2 separate regions of the Homo sapiens genome follow, and region 1 is linked to region 2. A link is a loop called in an ENCODE intact Hi-C map of the cell type or tissue named here. Cell type or tissue: MCF 10A. All regions are shown on one strand. Links, peaks and the distances in the headings refer to the core of each region. The heading gives the core; the rest is flanking DNA.

The links. A loop is a pair of places that touch in the nucleus more often than their neighbours do. Peaks named below come from ENCODE experiments on the same cell type or tissue, not always from the same donor. Only the 100,000 strongest peaks of a DNase experiment are listed, where the experiment ranks them.
Region 1: a loop joins it to region 2, with 1.9 times the contacts of the local background. A loop is called at or near these places in 5 of 110 quality-filtered maps.

The regions. Positions count from the first base shown.
Region 1 is chr1:37,536,136-37,539,041 of GRCh38, reverse strand. SNIP1 (Smad nuclear interacting protein 1) reads left to right here. Exons shown (of 4, transcript NM_024700.4): 4 at 1,030-2,906. The coding sequence ends at 1,294. It overlaps LOC105378649 (a long non-coding RNA gene), which reads right to left. Exons shown (of 3, transcript XR_947190.3): 3 at 306-353. Among named protein-coding and RNA genes, the nearest start is that of SNIP1, 17 kb to the left of the region's middle. In MCF 10A, for the core only: no CTCF peak of the experiment used is centred there; a DNase peak (open chromatin) is centred at 1,511.
Region 2 is chr1:37,478,589-37,481,494 of GRCh38, reverse strand. It overlaps ZC3H12A (zinc finger CCCH-type containing 12A), which reads right to left. Exons shown (of 6, transcript NM_025079.3): 3 at 1,066-1,205. MIR6732 (microRNA 6732) reads right to left here and starts at 1,265; the gene lies at 1,206-1,265. RefSeq lists enhancers at 917-1,743, 1,513-1,807, 1,581-2,120, 1,744-2,570. In MCF 10A, for the core only: no CTCF peak of the experiment used is centred there; DNase peaks (open chromatin) are centred at 1,594, 2,394 and 2,764.

The DNA of each region.
Region 1 (2,906 bases), core at 312-2,811, 58 kb before region 2:
CATTAGATTCTCGTAAGGAGCGCGCAACCTAGATCCCACCTGTGCACAGTTCACAATAGGGTTCATGCTCCTACGAGACTCTAATGCCACTGCTGATCTGACAGGAGGCGGAGCTCAGGCAATGATAATTCAAGTGATGGGGAGCAGCTGAAAATATAGATGAAGTTTGGCTCGCTTGCCTGCTTGCCCGCTGCTCACCTCTTGCTGTGTGGTCCGGTTCCTAACAGGCCACGGACTGGTACCAGTCCATGGCCCAGGAGCTGGGGACCCCTGCCATAGTAGAACTCTGGCTCAAATATAGCTCCCTTGACTCTGAAGTCCAAGTGCACTGTTTTTTCCCATTTGGACAGGAACTAAAATATATTGAAATATAGGTTAAAGAAACATTATGTTGATTATAAACAACAGAAAAAAATGTATTTTCTTAACCACAGCAAGAGACATTGGATTCTGCATTTCCACCTTTTGATCTACCATGGATTCTCCCCACCTTCCAGCAACTCATTCTCACCTTTTTTTTTTTTTTTTTTTTTGAGACAGAGTCTCGCTCTGTTGCCCAGGCTGGAGTGCAGTGGCGTGATCTCGGCTCACTGCAACCTCTGCCTCCTGGGTTCACGCCATTCTCGTGCCTCAACCTCCCAAGTAGCTGGCTCCACAGGCGCCCGCCACCATACCTGCCTAATTTTTTTGTATTTTTAGTAGAGACGGGGTTTCACCATGTTAGCCAGGATGGTCTCCATCTCCTGACCTCGTGATCCGCCCGTCTCGGCCTCCCAAAGTGCTGGGATTACAGGCGTGAGCCACCGCGCCCGGTCCATTCTCACCTTTTCTAAGTATATTTAAACTTCCAATTTTCCTTCCCAGGGCCATGCTTTCCCCTTGATTTCTTTGATTCCCTAGAATTTTAACTTGAATTGTGCTCAAGCCAGGTTATTTACGTCATCTAGGCTATCTTAGCAAAGAGCTTTAGAGAAGCTGGATGATCTGAGGCAGAAGTTTGCTCACAGGTTTCTCCTTTTTTTCTGCTAGGCTTGTGGAATATACCCGTGCTGATGGCACAGTTGGCCGAAGAGTGAAGCCCTACATCATTGACCTTGGCTCAGGCAATGGAACCTTCTTAAACAACAAACGTATTGAGCCACAGAGATACTATGAACTAAAAGAAAAGGATGTACTCAAATTTGGATTCAGTAGCAGAGAATACGTCTTGCTCCATGAGTCGTCGGACACTTCTGAAATAGACAGGAAAGATGACGAGGATGAGGAGGAGGAGGAAGAAGTGTCTGACAGCTAGCAAACTAAGAACCCAAACTATTGATACACGGTTTCCTTCTTGGAAGTCTTTGATTGACTCAGAGAGCACTATGGTGGTGGGTCCAGCACTATGGTGCTCTCTGTAATGCCTCTTACTGCCTTAAGTCTTTCCTCTGTTGCTGACCAGATTGTGTTACCATTTGAATACACTGACTAATGTTTGTTAAACTTTTTCTGTGGCACCTTGGCCACATGCCTGCAGGCATTTGTTTTCAGAACAGTCTCACCAATTACAACACACCGTGTTTTAGTAGAAGTGTTGTGGTTTTAGTTGGTGCTTTCAGAACTGCTGCCTAGGAAACTATAAACCCTTGGTTAAGGGGAAATCATGGCTTGTTCTCTTTGTACAGTTACTTTATTTATATAGGTGTTAAGCTTTGTGGACCAGGTGTTTTTCTTTTGGGGCGAACCCCTGAGCAGAGAATCTTACTAGGCTTTGGTTATCACCAAAACAACCTCCAGTATATACCAAAGCTTTGACTTGTTTGAGCTCTTGAGCTTAGAAGTTGATTTTGCACTTATTTTTTTGGGGGGTGGGAATGTACTGCAGTCAGTAAACATTATTGACTGTTTAACTTAAACAGATGCTTTATGGCACCTGCTCAAGCCCGTGACTGTACAGAAGGATCCTGGTTGCTACCAGTGGGTGCTGATTCAGCATCACAAGTGACTGAAATTGGCTGTGGATCTGTTCTTTGTGAAAGAATTCCTGATTTCTCCATGGAGCATGTACACAACAATTTTGATCATATTAACTGTACTTCAGTTTTGCATTTTTATTCAAATGTTATCTCTTTTTTTCTTTGAGAAATAAACTGTCACTGATGTGACAGCGTTCTTTCTTTATTCTAATAACATGTATAGATCTAAAGCAGGTTGTGTTGTTTACATGTTTCTACACATTTCATCCTTTAAAAAGTTGTTGAGAGAGGTTGTATTTACCTTCCCAAGGTTGGAAAGCAGGGGAATTTCCCAGTGTCCTAGTTTTCCACCAGAGGAATATGTGTAAGTAGCAAAGTATTTGCTGCTTACATATAGTGTGTATGTATGTATATATGTAAATTGTGTGTTAAAGAGCTGATACTGATTTTCATATGACAATGTTAGGCAAAGGCCTCCCTGCATTTGAAGAGCAGGTTTTCATTTATATGTATTTTTGGGATAAAAAAATAAAATTTGTAAATATAGCCCCATTTCAAAGAGTAATGCTTTCCTAGCGTAGAGGACCTTGTGTTCATAGGTCTGTTTGCTGCTAATGGAGCCTTCTGTCAGTACTTTTGAGATAAAAGTAGGTAGCTGTTTTAGAGTGTTGTGGGGCAGGTTATATCGTTGGCCTCCAAGTCAGTGGAATAGCAGATGGTGACATGGAGGTGGGTTGTGGGGAAAGGTGGTGAAGCAGCTCAATCAGTGTTACTACTAATTGTTCCTCTTGGGTTGAGACTTAGGATACTATTAAATTTGATTGTTTTCCATTGTTTTTATACCCATGTGTGCTCAGGGCTAAAGATTGGCTAGTGGGAGGGGCAGCTGACTAATGTTCATTCAGAAGAAGTTAAAAGATCCTTTGAAAAGTGAACACTTAATAAGGTCAT
Region 2 (2,906 bases), core at 299-2,798:
AGGTCACCGGGGCAAGAACTAACTCTGCTGAGGCCTCTTCCATGCCCCAGCCCCTCCCTTGGCGTGGCACAGTTTGCTGCCTGAAGACCAAGAACATCTGAACACAGGCGGCAGGGCCTGCATGGCAGAGGCTCCAAGCACAGAGCTGGCCTTGTTCCTTTTCTCCTTCTGGACATCAGGCCTGTTCAAGCCAGATGTGGTCTTGGCTTTGGCTTTCATCCAGCCTGTTCTGAGGGGTCCGTGAATGAGCCGCAGCTTGCTCTGGGGTGGGAGAAGTATCTTGGCTCTGTCCCTTGCATTGCCAGGACAAGGTCGCTAAATCCCATGGTGGGAAAAGGTCAGGCCACTCACCATGCCCCACCTGGGGAGCTGCTGGGACCACAGGGACACAGAAGTGTGCAAGTGGAAAGGGCCCCTCTTCCTGGAGCCTACAGTCCCAGACAGGCTGCCCCCAGATCTCAAGACTTCTAGAGAAACTGATTCAGTTTTTACCTCCAAAGGCTGGGGGCTCTTGCAAGAACAGTGGTAACAGCTAACATACACTGAGCATCTACCATGTGCCAGGTACTCTTCTCAGCACTTACCGTGTGTTAACTTATATGACCTCACGAGGAAGGCAATGCTGTCAACACCCCCTGCTGACACCGACCCCATGTTTCAGATGAGGAGCATGTGGCTCAGAGCAGGGCTAAGAGGGGTCCCTGTCCAGGCCAGGGCGCCAAGAGGGGACAGAGCCAGGATTCCAACTCTGGCTGTCTCGACTCAGAGCCCACAGGCTTAACCACTATGTGATACTGCGCTTCTGCCACTGGGGATGTTGAAAGAGCGACCTGCCCACCAGTAGGATGAGGGAGGGGCTCCAGATCTGAGGCAGAAGACTGGACAAGGTGACCTCCAATGACCACCATTCAGAGCAGGTTGCTAAGGACAGAAAAAACTGAGAAAAGAAATGCTGGTCCCTGCTTGAGTTCTAGAAGTTGTAGGTCACTCCCAGAGGGTCTCTCTTGGGGAGAACCAGGGCTGCTGGGGCAGTAAGACCATCCCACCTCCAGAGGCACCACTCACCTGTGATGGGCACGTCGGGCCGAGGCTGCTCCTTCCTCCAGGATGGCACAAACACTGTGATGTCTGTGTGGCCCCGCTCCAGAAACCAGTTCACTGCCAGCAGGATGCCCCGGCAGGAGAAGACCTCCTTGTTCCCATGGCTGGGAGGGAGAGGACAGGGTTAGCCCACACTGATGGCCAGCCTGCCACCCCCTAGGCCTGAGCAGGAGGAGGGAGGTGGTCACACCCCACCCCTGCCCTGGCTTTGGTGGTGGTAGTGAGCAGTCCCTTCCCCTTTGGAGTCACCAGCCCCTTCCCCTTTCCCCAGGGCTCAGGCCCTGGCCCTCTGCAGGTGGGGCCCAAGGCCAAGGCCTCCATTCCCAGTGCCAGTTCCCACAGCTCCAGGATGGCCAGGCCCCGCTGGGACTTTCCCTGAGGCTCCATCTCCTGAAAGTGAGGAAGCGCCCAGGAAGCTGGCAGCACTGCTCCCCACGGTGGGGGAGGGCCAGGCCACTTGCAACACACCTGGGGGTGGGGGAAAGGTGCCGCGAGACTTCTGGTTCCTGCCCCACCCGGCGAGCTGCCGGGACCACAGGGACAGATGTACACATGCACACTGAGTCACCACCCCTCCCTCGCCTCTTGCAGCGTGGGTGGGGGCGGGGGAAGCACCGGCTGGGCTGACCGAGGAGAAACCAGATTGTTCCGGATTAAAGTTCAGTCCTCACACACACCTCAGGGACTGGGGCCTGAGAAAGGCAAAGGGGAAGGGGCTGGCGACTCCAGCCTTCAGCATGGGACAGAAAGCGCCGGAGTGAAGCAAGTTCCCCAGGAGCCTTTCAGTCTGAAAGTGAAAGGATACTGCTTTTCCTCCCAAGATGGCAATTCCCCCAAATGCCTCTTCACCCCAAGGCAGAAAGACCATCAGGAAGATGCTAGGGGACTCTTAGCAAGGACAGCTGAGTAAGGCATGGGCCCTGCCTTGGTCTCAGACGAGGCCGCGCCCCACCCACAGGTGGCTGCACCCAGAAGGAAGCCTGGCAGGGCTCCTGGGCTGCCGCAGCTCTCCGTTCCTCTATCTGAAAATGGGCCCAGCAGTCTGCAGCTTCCTTAAGAGGGGTCAGTCAGTGGGACAGCTTTCCTGGTGGCTTCAGGCCAAAGATGGCCCTGCAAAGTAGGGGTTCCAACTGGATTTCCTGAGGGATGGGGGACTGGGGCTTGGGGCTCCCAGGTAACACTAGGTGTCATGGAAGAGCTCCTAGGACCAGCAGCCCCACGTCTCACTGCCCCCTCAGTGAACAGCTTAGACTCTCGTATTTGGCAAATAAAACAGAATAAATGTTACGCAAAAGAGGCAAGTCCAGGGCCAACCACATCCTGTGGGTGTCTTTAATGGGAGTGGGGGAGGTAAGGGGTGATAGCTGGAGCCCTAAGAGAAGCTAGGGAGGGAGGTGGGGCAGCTGGGGGCCATGGAGGCTATTTGGGGGCAAGACTGGGGCACCAGGGTCTGAAGGTCTCTAAATTGTAGGGGAGACAAAGTCCAGCCCAGGGCAGCACTCATCCTTCCCGGTCCCTCTGCCACATCTGCCAGCCTGCTTATAATAAAAGTTCCCATTTGCTGAGAGCTGTGAACCAGGCCCTGTTATAAGTGTCTAACACTGAATCATCAGCAAGCTTGTGAGGAGGGCACTATACCATCATCAACTCCTTCCCTGTTTTTCAGATGAAAACTGTGGTCCAGAGAAGGCAGCTTAGTCACCAGGGTCACACAGCAGTTAACGGTGGAAGAGAGACGCAAGCCCAGGGCCTATGCTTATCACTACCCTGTACGTCAATGCTCAGGCAGGTACGAAGGCAGGCAC